Linked DNA regions of Homo sapiens: regions 2 and 3 are each linked to region 1. Evidence: chromatin contacts called from ENCODE Hi-C or POLR2A ChIA-PET data. All regions are on one chromosome and are shown on one strand. The core of a region is the stretch at or near the end of the contact, and the rest is flanking DNA. Distances in the headings are between cores, read along the strand shown.

The links. Hi-C counts contacts between places; a loop is a spot of excess contacts on that map. ChIA-PET counts read pairs that join two places held with the same protein, here RNA polymerase II (POLR2A). Pooled maps may share reads with other maps.
Region 2: a loop to region 1 is called in a pooled map, with 2.3 times the contacts of the local background. The contact joins the enhancer-like site here to the promoter of LAMA5 in region 1. A Hi-C loop is called at or near these places in 1 of 168 maps with a recorded cell type or tissue (PC-9) and 1 of 50 pooled maps. POLR2A ChIA-PET finds 5 or more read pairs at or near these places in 3 of 52 experiments (HepG2, MCF 10A and PC-3).
Region 3: a pooled map shows a loop between it and region 1 (2.8-fold over the local background). The contact joins the promoter of PSMA7 here to the promoter of LAMA5 in region 1. A Hi-C loop is called at or near these places in 4 of 168 maps with a recorded cell type or tissue (PC-9, Right ventricle myocardium inferior, ascending aorta and 1 more) and 5 of 50 pooled maps. POLR2A ChIA-PET finds 5 or more read pairs at or near these places in 2 of 52 experiments (H1 and MCF 10A).

Annotation. Positions count from the first base shown.
Region 1 is chr20:62,365,074-62,368,978 of GRCh38, reverse strand. It overlaps LAMA5 (laminin subunit alpha 5), which reads left to right and starts at 1,667. Exons shown (of 80, transcript NM_005560.6): 1 at 1,667-2,030. The coding sequence starts at 1,734. RefSeq lists enhancers at 1-64, 2,163-2,862, 3,561-3,905 and a silencer at 1,544-1,983.
Region 2 is chr20:62,616,474-62,620,378 of GRCh38, reverse strand. No RefSeq gene overlaps it. Among named protein-coding and RNA genes, the nearest start is that of LINC02970, 15 kb to the right of the region's middle. RefSeq lists enhancers at 1,708-1,757, 3,425-3,574. Within about 2 kb of position 2,143, at least 28 of the 41 ENCODE cell types and tissues checked have a DNase peak (open chromatin) inside an H3K27ac peak, as active enhancers do; they include PC-3 and PC-9, where a contact is called at or near this core.
Region 3 is chr20:62,141,354-62,145,258 of GRCh38, reverse strand. It overlaps PSMA7 (proteasome 20S subunit alpha 7), which reads left to right and starts at 1,865. Exons shown (of 7, transcript NM_002792.4): 1 at 1,865-2,051. The coding sequence starts at 1,956. It overlaps SS18L1 (SS18L1 subunit of BAF chromatin remodeling complex), which reads right to left and starts at 1,490. Exons shown (of 11, transcript NM_198935.3): 1 at 1,370-1,490. The coding sequence starts at 1,438. RefSeq lists silencers at 1,014-1,063, 1,094-1,153, 1,274-1,983, 2,024-2,663.

The DNA.
Region 1 (3,905 bases), core at 418-2,917:
CCCTCCAACCACCCGACCCTCCAGGGATCCCAAGAAGCCCTCAGGGTCTCAGGAGTCTCCACCTCCAGTCCCCCAGGCTGTCAGAGCCCCAAGCTGTCAAGGGGGAGCCCAGAGCCAGAGCACACTGCCTGGGGCCAAGCCCCCACCTGGGGACCCGCTACTGCCCAGAGGCCACTCTCTGCCTCACACGGGATCTAAAGCAGCTCAGAGCCGGACTCTGCGCCTGGACTGCAGATTCCTTGATGTCTCCGCCCCCTCTCCAGCCAGCCCCTCCCCCACTTGGAGCTTCTCCTGCCAAGGGGAGCCGCCTCCTCTCCCCCCTCCCCCAGGTGGGAGAACTAATAGTGAAGTTATGGAAGAATTGCCGGGCCGGAAAGTAGGAGGAGGGAGAGAGGGTCCCATCGCCCTCCCGACTCCGTAGAGAAAGGGCCATACACCCTCTTGGGATTTGAGATTTGCAGGAGGCCAGGGCGCCAGGAAGGTGTGCAAGGAGGTGCACCCTCCAGGGACAGCTGCTAGCTCAGAACCCCCACCAGAACCGGCTGGCCAGTGCCCCACAAACCCACCCAGCCCCCCGGGACTGTCCAGGGAACCCAGCGAGAGATGAGCCCCACAGCCCATCTGGGACCATGGCCCGCCCAGCTGGCCTGGCTCAGGGATGGGGGTTTGCTGCCAGCTCGGCAGCTGCAGCCCCACCCCGCCGCCACCCCCTCGGGGCTTCCCTGGAGGCAGATTTGGCCCCGGAGCCCAAGGGAAGTAGGAGACCCAGGGCCGCAGCCACCCAAAGGCAGACGAAGACCTGATCTCGGCCTCTAGGTCCTGTGCTGTTTGCCAGGCGTCCTCGAGCCGCCGATCGTGGCAGGAACGCGTGCGCGGCTGTGCAGCGGGTTGGAGGCCAGGCCGAGAGAGCTGGTGGAGTCCACCGGGCCCCGGAGCACAGGTGCTTCCAGGCACCCAGCAGGTGCTCAGCAGCTGTGACCAGAGCCCCCGACCTCCTTAAGAGCCAATTTGGCGGCTGTGGGGCCATGAGCACCGCCCCCGTCCTCTAAAGGGGGCTGCAGCTGCAGGCCAGTCCCTCCTGCCCCTATTTCCCTATCTGAGAGTATTTTTAAGCCCTGCTGGGGCAGGCGGGAGCCAGGCCGAGTTGAACCTGACCTGGCTGCCCCAGGAAGCAGGGGGTTCCCACCTAGGCTGCCCCGTTCCTCTGCAGATGGTCATTCGCGGGTGCAGAGGGCACCTTCCCGCAGCCAGCAGGACGGACGCTGTTGGGGGAGGAGCGGGGGCAGCCGAGTGGTGCACCCAAGTTAGGGGAACAAAGAGTGGGCCCCTGGGCTGGGAGGAGCTGGTGGGCGCTCTGGGGGCCAGGGCGTCGTGGGGAGCGCTAGGGTCCCACCCGGGACCCGGAGCTACGACCTGGGCTGGGGGCCCGGCGGCGCCGTCGTCCCACGGCCTGGCCCGAGGCCAGCAGGTGCCCCTTCCGGGAGGCGGCCGGGCCGGGGTCCGAAGGGTTAAGGCCGCCCGGCCGCCCCTCCCCCTCCTCTCTCCTTCCCCCCCCCACCCCGCCTCCCCGGACCTCTCCCCGGGGCTCGGGGCTCGGGCGCTCGGGCGGGCCGGGGCGGGGCCTGACGTCCGCGGGCGGAGCGAGCCCTGCCGGCCGCCTGGCTTCAGACCCGCCGGGCTCCCGCCGCGCGCGCTGTCCCTGGAGCTCGGGGACGCGGCCCGGAGCCGGGAAGATGGCGAAGCGGCTCTGCGCGGGGAGCGCACTGTGTGTTCGCGGCCCCCGGGGCCCCGCGCCGCTGCTGCTGGTCGGGCTGGCGCTGCTGGGCGCGGCGCGGGCGCGGGAGGAGGCGGGCGGCGGCTTCAGCCTGCACCCGCCCTACTTCAACCTGGCCGAGGGCGCCCGCATCGCCGCCTCCGCGACCTGCGGAGAGGAGGCCCCGGCGCGCGGCTCCCCGCGCCCCACCGAGGACCTTTACTGCAAGCTGGTAGGGGGCCCCGTGGCCGGCGGCGACCCCAACCAGACCATCCGGGTGAGCGCAGGGGCGGGCCGTGGGGCTTCCTCCCGGGGCACTCGGACCCGGAACACCGGCCCGACCCCAGGGGGAGCGCCGTGGCCCGGGGCGAGTCCAGGTGCGGACTCTCTGGTTCCGCATTTTGGGGGCCCAAGAAGGCACCCCGACCCGGCCGCTCCGTCTCGGCCGGGAAACTTCGCGTCCCTCCGGGAAGGCGGAATTAAAGTCCCCGGCATGGACCCGGGGGCGGCTGGGCGCCGGTCCAGTTCGACTGCGGTGACCGGGGCGGGAGGGGGGCCGGGCCCAGTCCCTGGCGGCCCCAAGTCCGGGATCCCGGGGAGGGCGGGACTTGGCCTCCGCCGCCTGCTGCCGGTGGGGAGGGGGCGCAGCTCCGCCCTACCCGGGACAGGCTGGAACCTGTTGGCCTCTGGATGGGGTGGGAGGGGCCAGCCACCTGAGGCTCCCACTAGCCCCTCTCGGAGGAGTCTAGGGACTCGAGGAGACCTCCAAAGTAGGGGAGGGCCAGCTGCGAAGTTTTGACTGGGGCTGGGAACACGTGGCTCCCAGGAGGGGCAGCATCTCTGCCCAGCAGGTGGTAGGGTCCGGGGGCTTCAGTCTCCCTGGGAGATGTGGGTTCAGGCCCTGAAGACCCCCTGGGGTGCATGTCCCCTCCCCAACAAGCCTTAAACCTGTAGGCGGGTTCTGTTGGTGGACTCCATGCATGGACACCTCACCTGAAAACCAAGGCTCTTGGGGCCCTGTAGACTTAGGTTGGGCCTGGGGTCAGCCTTGGGTGAGGAGCAGCAAAGTCAGCTCCAACGGCTCCCAACCGGCCGCTCTAGGCCCATTCCCCACCTCAGCCCCACCTTAGGGAGAGTCTAGGGGCCCTGAGGGCCTGTGTAACCTGAGCTGTCTCCTCCCTGGTACCTCTGCCTTCCCGGAAGGAGAGGCTGGGGCAGGGGCGAGTAGCTGGAGATTTGCTGGGTGGGGGCAGAGGGCCCTGGAGCAAGACGTTATGGGGATGAATGGAGGAGCCTGGGCTGGGCCCGCCCCCTCTGCCTGCCCCACCCCCTTGGCCCTGGTGGAGGGGGAAGGAGCCTCCCCAGGCTTCTGGGCTCACCGTTCTCTCCTTAAGCCCAGCACAGTCCTCTGAGATAGGAGGTCTCAAGCCCACACTTCAGATGGGGGATCTGAGCCCTGGAAAGCTGCTGACACCTGCTTGGAGCCCCCCAGCCAGAACAGGGTCCAGCGGGGGTTAGCTGTGGGAACCTGGGTGCCTCCTGGCTGCCCCCTTATCTGGTCAACTCAGAGGGGCCGGGTCTCAGGACGGAGGGCCTGTGACTGTCTCCTTACCTGCTGCCACACCTCACCACAGAGGGCCTGGCTGAGTGTCCCCAGCTGAGATTTTGCCGTTCTGGCAGGGGAGGCTCCAGGTGCCCTGTGAACCTCAGACCACCCCCCCACAGCCTGCCCATGCTGCGTGGCTGGGGGCCACAGGCCCCCTCTCAGATCTGTCTCCTCTGTGGGGGCTTATTACCCCCGTCTCGTGAGTAAAGGGCCAGCCTGTAGTCAACGCCCCTCTCCTCTGCCTCAGCTGTGTGGCTTCCCTCTGTCAGCCTCAAGCTGTCTTTAAAATGGGCACAGCGTGCTGGCCCCCCTCACCTGAGACTGTGAGCTTGGCCCGAGGAGCCTGGGAAGTGGCCACAGTTTCAGTGGCAGCTGTGGGCTGTGGTGCTCCATGCCTCAGAGCCAGCTTGGATGAGAAACCAGCCGGCCTCGCCCAGCTCATGTCTAGCAATAGAGGTGAACCCTTCGCTTCCAAAGTCTCGAGCTCTGAGCAGTGAGTGCCCGCTGAGGCTGCCAGATATGTAGAAAGATCAGCTGGTAGACGTG
Region 2 (3,905 bases), core at 894-3,393, 250 kb before region 1:
TCTGATTGAGATGGTCTATAAGTGTAAAACAAACACTAGATTTTAAAGACTTAGTAGAAAAAAGGGAGAGTAAAATCACTCTTTAATAATTCTTTAGGCCAGGCATGGTGGGTCATGCCTGTGATTCCAGCACTCTGGGAGGCCAAGGCAGGTGGATCACCTGAGGTCAGGAGTTCGAAACCAGCCTGGCCAACATGGCGAAACCCCATCTCTACTAAAAATACAAAAATTAGCTGGGCATGGGGTGGCACACGCCTGCAATCCCAGCTACTCGGGAGGCTGAGGCAGGAGAATCACTTGAACCCGGGAGGCAGAGGTTGCAGTGAGCCGAGATTGCGCCACTGTGCCCCAGCGTGGGTGACAGAGCGAGACTCCATCCCTCAAAATAATAATTCTTTGTATTGATTATCCAAGTGATAATATTATGGCTCTATTGGATTTAAATAAAAATAGTATTGGCTGGGTGCCGTGGCTCATGCCTGTAATCCCAGCACTTTGGGAGGCCGAGGCGGGCGGATCACCTGAGGTTGGGAATTCGAGACCAGCCTGACCAGCATGGAGAAACCCTGTCTCTACTAAAAATACAAAATTAGCTGGGCGTGGTGGCGCATACCTGTAATCCCAGCTACTTGGGAGGCTGAGGCAGGAGAATAGCTTGAACCTGGGAGCTAAAGTTTGCAGTGAACCGAGATTGTGCCATTACACTGCAGCTGGGGCAACAAGAGCGAAACTCCGTATCAAAAAATAAATAAATAAATAAAAAAGTATTAAAATTAATCTCATTTGTTTATTTTCCCTTTTGTCAGTATGGCTGCCAGCACAGGTAAACTTACATGCGTGGCTTTGCTACATTTTTACTGGACTCTGCTCTTCTAGATGCTCAGAACTCTTCGAAGCCTGCAGGTTTGAACACACCACCTAGCAGAAGCTCGGAAAGGGCGGCTTGCAGCCACACAGCTCCGCAGCTCCATTATCTGGTGCCCAGCAGGGGAGGGGGTGTGGCGTGTGAGTGGGCATGAGCGTGCACAGGTTTGTCGGCGTGTGTGTCTCTGTTTGGGGGGACTGTGTGTGGGTGTCCATGTCACTCTTCTGAGGCAGGGACAGTCTGGGCCGTGGTTCCTAGGATGGGACCAGAGGCCTCTCATCTCGCGCCGAAGAAACCCTGCAGATGAACAATCTGGTCTGGCATTTCAGAGACAGAGTGGCCCATCCCCCGACTGGCCCAGCATTTTGGGGATAGAGTGGGCTGTCTCCACTGACCCCCCGCTTTGTGGAAGGAAGCTCTGCTCACCAGCCAGGGGGCAAGAGGAGACGCTGCTCCCCGTGCAGAACCGGGGGCTGCTTTAGGTTCTTGGGTAGTGGGGCCCAGCCTGGAAGCTTCCTCTTTCTCTGGCCCCACAGTCAGCCCACACAGGATGGAGCCTTCAGGGAGGTCCCTGGTGGTCCTCCAGCCCTGGTGAGTCAGGAGCGTTGGGCGGGAAGGTCGGTCTGTGTGGCTGACCTGACACCTCCACCTGGGTGCATTTACCCGGGGGAGAGAATTCCTCCCCTCAGAGCCCCGGGGAGGGGCTGGGCTCTGGGGTTGCTGGCTGCTCCTGGCCTTAGCTGCCCGTGTCAAATGCCACATCCTGGGACCTCGTGATCTCAAAATTACTCAGACCTGGGACCCCCTTGTACAGGAAACGGCAGGTCATGTGGGGTCACCGGGGTTTCACAGTGAACTGTCATGGGGAACCAGAGTGGAAATATTTGCAAAGCCATCATTCTTTTCTTAGACAAAATCTCCCATCTTCTGCATGGGTGGGGCAGTTTTCCAAGGCATGACCTACGGATGTGGAGGGGGTTGGGGTTGTGACCTTTGGCTGGGGGCAGGTGGGGGTCAGGTGTGAGGCCAGACCTAGGCCTGGCCTCGAGTCTCTGCCCTATGCCATCTGTAAAATGGGCCCACGGATCCCTCCAGCCTCCTGGTCTCTGGGGGAGAAACAGACGAACCCTGTGGGGCTCTCAGGGCTGGCCGTGCAGGAGACAGGTCCTAGTGGGGCACAAACAGGAAGCCTGCCTGGGGTAGTGTCGGCTGAGGAGCCGCCACCCCTTCCTCCTCGTGTCTCACAGTGGGCCTGGCAGGCCGATTCGGGGCCTTCCCGGAGCTGCAGAGCCCTGGCATTGCTGAGTCACATCCGAGAACAGGAGGGTGGAGAACTCCCAGGCGGGGACAAGTGTCCTCAGGGTCTGCTGTCCCGCTGTGTGCCCGGAATGGCCTGACCCACCCACCTCCGGCTTCTCTCCCGGTTGTCACGTGAGACTGTGAGACCCCAAGGAGGCGCCAATGGCTTTTATTTCATCAAAATCTCGTGGATTTCAAGAAAGCAGAAGACCTGGGCCACTGTGGGTGTCACCCCTCCGGGTGCCCAAATTGGCTTTTCCTGGAGCCCCTTCCAGCGCCTCAGCTGGGCTCTGGAGTGACACGCAGAGTCACAGGTGCCCCAGGCTCACATCTTCATTGCTCAGTGATGTCTTGGCCCCAGGCAAGGCTGGGCCCCTAGGTGGCCTTGGGGCAGGGGACCCCACTGACCTCACTGACCACTGCCTCCTGGGATCATCCCAGTATGTGCTGGTGACTTCTGCATATGCTGCGGGCATTTTTCTATGCATAGACATATTATATTTTTGAAAATATAAGAAGGAATAAAAGGAAACACTCACCCAGATCCAGATCTCTGTAACTGCTGCATAAGCTGCCCCAGGCACTGTGGGGGCCCACCTGGTTCCTGCTGCCCATGAGGGAAGGAGGTCACCTGCAGGCCCACCTGGCCATTTGTCAGTCTTGGGGGCAGAAAGCCAACACCCTCGGGGTCTCATGAGAGCAGGGAGGGCCTCTAGCAAAGCCGCAGCTGACCACGGCCACACTTGTGTCCCTCGGGGCTGGCTGGGATCCGCAGCCACTGCGTTGCCCCATGGGAGGGAAAGACTCTTGCGGGCCCCGCTCCAGGGACGATGTCTCCATAACTCGGTGTAACTGGGAACCATTGAATCAGAGCACTTCTTTTTAAACGGTTTTCAGTCATGCTTGAGGGAAGGAGCCTGTTCTTCCACCGGTAGGTACAGCTGCCAAAGCTGACATCTCAGGGTCTTTTTTTAAAAAGTCTTTCTCGTAACTCTAATCAGTTCTGCATGCAGGAAGTCCAATTGGGCCTCACGTCACCACCAAATGCGTGGGGTTCCGGGAGGCACAGAGGCCCCAACAGCCCAATCCCTGCGTGGGGTCCACTCCTCTCCCTGCGGGTGTGGACCTGTGAAGTCCCCGGGGCCTTCCCACTGGCCTCCCAGGCAGTGCCTCTCCTGGCCATGAGAGGGCAGCCTCGCCCCTGCTGAGCCCAGGCACCCAGCGACCCCAGCTGGAATCTGCTGCTGTGTGGATGTCCGTCGGCCCCTGCTGGGAGCCCTCCTGGGACTCCTCGGAAACCAGCATCTCTGAGGAGGAACAGGAAGGTCTCTGATGAGCTATAGTCCCCACGGCCCTTGATGGGCACCCTGAGCAGGGTGGAGCAGCGGGGTGGATAGATTTGGGATCCCAGAACACTAAGGTGCAGGGAAGCTCAACTTCAGCATCTACCTGCAAGCTCCAGGTGCAGAGGTCAGAGGAGGCCCCCAGCACACGGGTAGGGGAGGCCCAGGTGCCTCTAATCAGTTCTGCATGCAGGAAGTCCAACTGGGCCTCACATCGCCACCAAATGCATGGGGATTACAGACGTGTGCCACCACGCCCTGCTAATTTTTGTATTTTTAGTAGAGACAGAGTTTTGCCATGTTGGCCAAGCTGGTCTCAAACTCCTGACCTCGGGTGATCTGCCTGCCTCAGCCTCCCAAAGTGCTGGGATTACAGGCTTCAGCCACCACCGCGCCTG
Region 3 (3,905 bases), core at 616-3,115, 220 kb after region 1:
TATTAAACGGGATGCCAGTAGCTTCTATGAAGAATTGGATGAATCAAGATTTATAAAACCCCTAGAACAGTGTCTGGGATACGGTAAGCGCCACATAAGTGTTTACTAAGTAAATTAAAATGCCACACTTGTAAATCTGTATTTCTGCTATTCTCAATCTCTCCTGTTCAGAGTTGGCCAAGGTTCTCATTTGTTAAGACCATCAAATTTCTAAAACTAGCAACAGCAAAGGTAGTCTCAAAATAGGCGATAGATTTAGGACAACTTCCACAGGAGACTGGCACGTCATCAAGGAATAACAGCCTCAGTCAAGGTCAAGGTGAACCCCCTTAGGGAGACAAGCGGCTCCTGGGAACCTAGGAATACCACTGTTTATCCCTGCAATCCCACCAGGGTGAAGACGGAGTCAGAGTTTAGGAAAAAAAACCAATGTCATTCCAACAGATGTTGTGACAACTGAAACGGGTATGGCTAATGCTGATTTTCTTCCGAATCTGTCTTCTACAGAAAAAACAGCAGAAAATACAAAGTCTCAATTTCAAAACTTAGGGCTTTGGATAACGGTGTCCCAAACCCACATAAACGCTGTCTCTTGAAAACCACAAGGCCGAACTTACGGAGCTAGAAGAAAGGTTGTGGAGCAAATCCGTCAAGTTTGTTAGGCGAGGCGGCTGGCGAGGGTGTCACGCTGAAACCCGGCGTAGCCGCGAGGATACGGAGGGGGCGGTGCGCTCCCTACGGGGCCGGGCTGCGTAACGATGCCCCGCAAATGGGGATCGGGACGCGTCCTTCCGTGCCTCCATCGTTCGCGCCTCGCTCCAGGAGCAAGAGGGGCAGCCCCGGCCACAGTCCCCGCGGTCGCAAGTGCGCCCGGAGGCCGACCCGGGCCCCTCACCACTAACCAAAATGAGCGCAGAAAACGAGTACCGCCCGCCGTCGCCACCGAAGCTGGCTGCGGAGCGCGACAAGCCCTCGCCGCGGCTCCGGCCCCGAGGGGTCCCCGTGCGCCCGGCATAGCCCAGGACAGTTCCCAGCGCGCGCCGCGGACTCGGGGGACAGCGCGCTCGGGGGCCGGCAGCCTCCAGCGTCCGCCCGGCCCCCACCGCCCAGTGCCCCGGCCCGAGGGACCCGCGCGCCCCAACAAAGTTGGCGCAGGCTCTCCGGGGACCGCCCCCCACACGGCCGGGTGCCCGCCGGCGCGCAGGCGTGGGACGCGGGGAAGGGCACGGGGCCGCCGTCGGGGCTCGCGGCCGCCCGGCTGCGCCCCGGCTTTGTTCGCGCCCCGCGCCCGCCAGCTGCCCGCGCCCCGTCCCCGCGCGCGCCCGCCCGCAGACCCGCCGCCCAGCGCCGCCGCTCCGGCCCGGCCCACCTTCTGGATGGTTTGCTGCGTAACCTCCCCTTTGCCTCTTGGCCGGGCAGACGCGAAGGCCACGGACATGGTGGCGGCGCGGGGCTCAGCCCGTGGTCATCGAGGTGGATACTCCGGCTGCGCTGGGCGGCCCGAGGCGCTCATTATCCGCAGTCGCGGAGGGGGGGAAGGGGGCGGGAGCGCGGGGGGCGCCGCGTCGTGGGCTCGTCCGCCCCGTCGCCGTCGCCGCGCCTCCGGGCCCGCGGCGCCGCCGCTCCGCCCTGCAGAACGGTCTGCGGCCCAGTGCCGAACGGTGGCCCCCGGCGACCCCCTCGCACCCAGCGCCCGGCCCTCGCCGGAGCACCGCCTCCCACCCCCGGCCACCGGTGGTTCGGCCTGACCCCGCCCCGGCGCGCGCCATCACGTCCGCCCGACGCCGCCTGACGCTGCCCGTCGCCGCCTGACGCCGCCCGTCGCCGGCAGCGCAGGACACGGCGCCGAGGGTGGGGCGCGGGCGTAGTGGCGCCGGGAGTCGCGGGTGCGCGCGGGCCGTGAGTGTGCGCTTTTGAGAGTCGCGGCGGAAGGAGCCCGGCCGCCGCCCGCCGGCATGAGCTACGACCGCGCCATCACCGTCTTCTCGCCCGACGGCCACCTCTTCCAAGTGGAGTACGCGCAGGAGGCCGTCAAGAAGGGCTCGACCGCGGTGAGGCGGCGGGGCCTGCGCGGGGCCGGGGACGCGGGCGGAAGTGGGGCTGGGGAGCCCAGAGAGGGCCGGGGCCGGGCGCGGCGCTGTGGGCGCCCGCGGGCGTGCGCGGGGCAGCGGCGCGGGCGGTCAGGGCTGTAGCTGAGCGCGGGCCCCGCTGCCGGTCTCCACGAGTGCCTGCAGAGGCGGCGTTTGGCGTGAGCCGCGAGCGCTCGTTCTCCCCACTCAGCGCCTCGCTTGGGGCCCGGCCTCGCGTGGGGCCCCGGGCACGGGGGCCGTGACGACGCCATCTTGAGCACCCCTGGCCCCGGCCGGGCGCGTGGGTCGCGCCGCCGCCCCGGCGAGCAGAGGCCGGGCGAGGGCCGCTCTGGGCCGCGGAGCGCGGGGGGTAGGCCGTGCGCTCGCTGGGGGGCTGTTCACGCAGCCGGGTGGCTGGGGAGCGAACTACTCAAACCCCCCTTATGGGGACCCCCACCCGCTCCGGGGCAACACTTATTCTCTAGGCCCAGGTGGGCTTCGAGAACAAAGCGGCTCGCTGGCCTGGCCGGTGGCGGGCGCCTCCCAGGTCTCCGCACTCTGCCGGGAGGAGCCTTCCCGGGGCCGGGCTGCAGCCGCCCGGGTCAGGACTGGTTTGGACGCGGCCGTTTCGTTTTGACGAGGGCTCGTGTACATTGACCTTAGTGACATTGTTTGAAACTTAAATTCGTACCATCAAGACGTGTCAGTTTAATTGGTCAGTCTGTGAGATCGTTATTCTTTTATCATCTGGTATTCAGAGGTTTGAGCAGGCAGAGAAAGCAGCACACACGGTTCTGTAAATTTTGATTTGTTTTCATTTTCTGAATCTTTGTTTTGAAATGAAGGCCCAGTATTCATCAGGTGATCTAACTCAGCTTAAAGAGGACTAGGAGTCGGCTGACCCCTGTACCCACCCCAATACTGCCACCCCCGCCAGCTGGCCGCCGCTGGCTTTAACGAACCCATATAGCTTCTCTGGGCCTCGAGTCAGTCGAAGGTCAAGTGAGTCAGTACCTGAGAAAGCTCCCAGAAAACCCAAACACTTCAGATCAATACTTCTCAGCCAGGGATGGTTTTGGGCCCACACGGAGCCACTGGCAGTGTGTGGAGACTTTTCCAGTGGTAAGACCTTGCAGAGGTGCTCTTGGCATTTGGAGGGTAGAGGCCAGGGACGCTGCTCAATATCCCACCCGTGCTCAGGGCGGCAGGCACAGGGAGATCCCCCTGCCCAGGTGCTCACAGTGCTGAGCTGGAGAAGCCCTGCTCTAAACCAGGAGGCGCTGTTTATCCCAATGATGGTTCCCTTTGTTTCTGGCTTGACTCGGGTTGACTGTCAGTGATTGTTCATGCTTTTAATAACAGCCATATCCTTCTCCAGCATCAGCCATAAACAGTTTGGGATAACACTTGACACCTTGTCCACTGACGGCAAATCAGGCCCCTTCTCATGGCTGTCACATGAGTATGTCACAGTGCAGGAAACAGTGCATTGTGGCTCAATATAATTTCACAACTACAGAAACACTGCCTTCAGAACACCAGACTTGAGTGAAAGTCTCAGGCTTCCAGGCTTTGCATGGGACTGATTCATTGGGTTGAAAGGAAACACATGCCGATTATATAATGGTTACTTACTAGCTATGTTGTAACTAAAACTACATCTCAGTATTTGAAAGGCCCAGGTTGGGCACCTAGGTGAGCACGCCTGGGCTAGCTCTACCAGCAGTAGATGAATACCCCTGGGTTTGCAGGATGTGGTGCCAGCCACAGTGACAGACAAGTAGAGGAGAAAGGGGTGTGGGTGAACGCACCTTCCAGTGGGAGCTGCTACCCGGA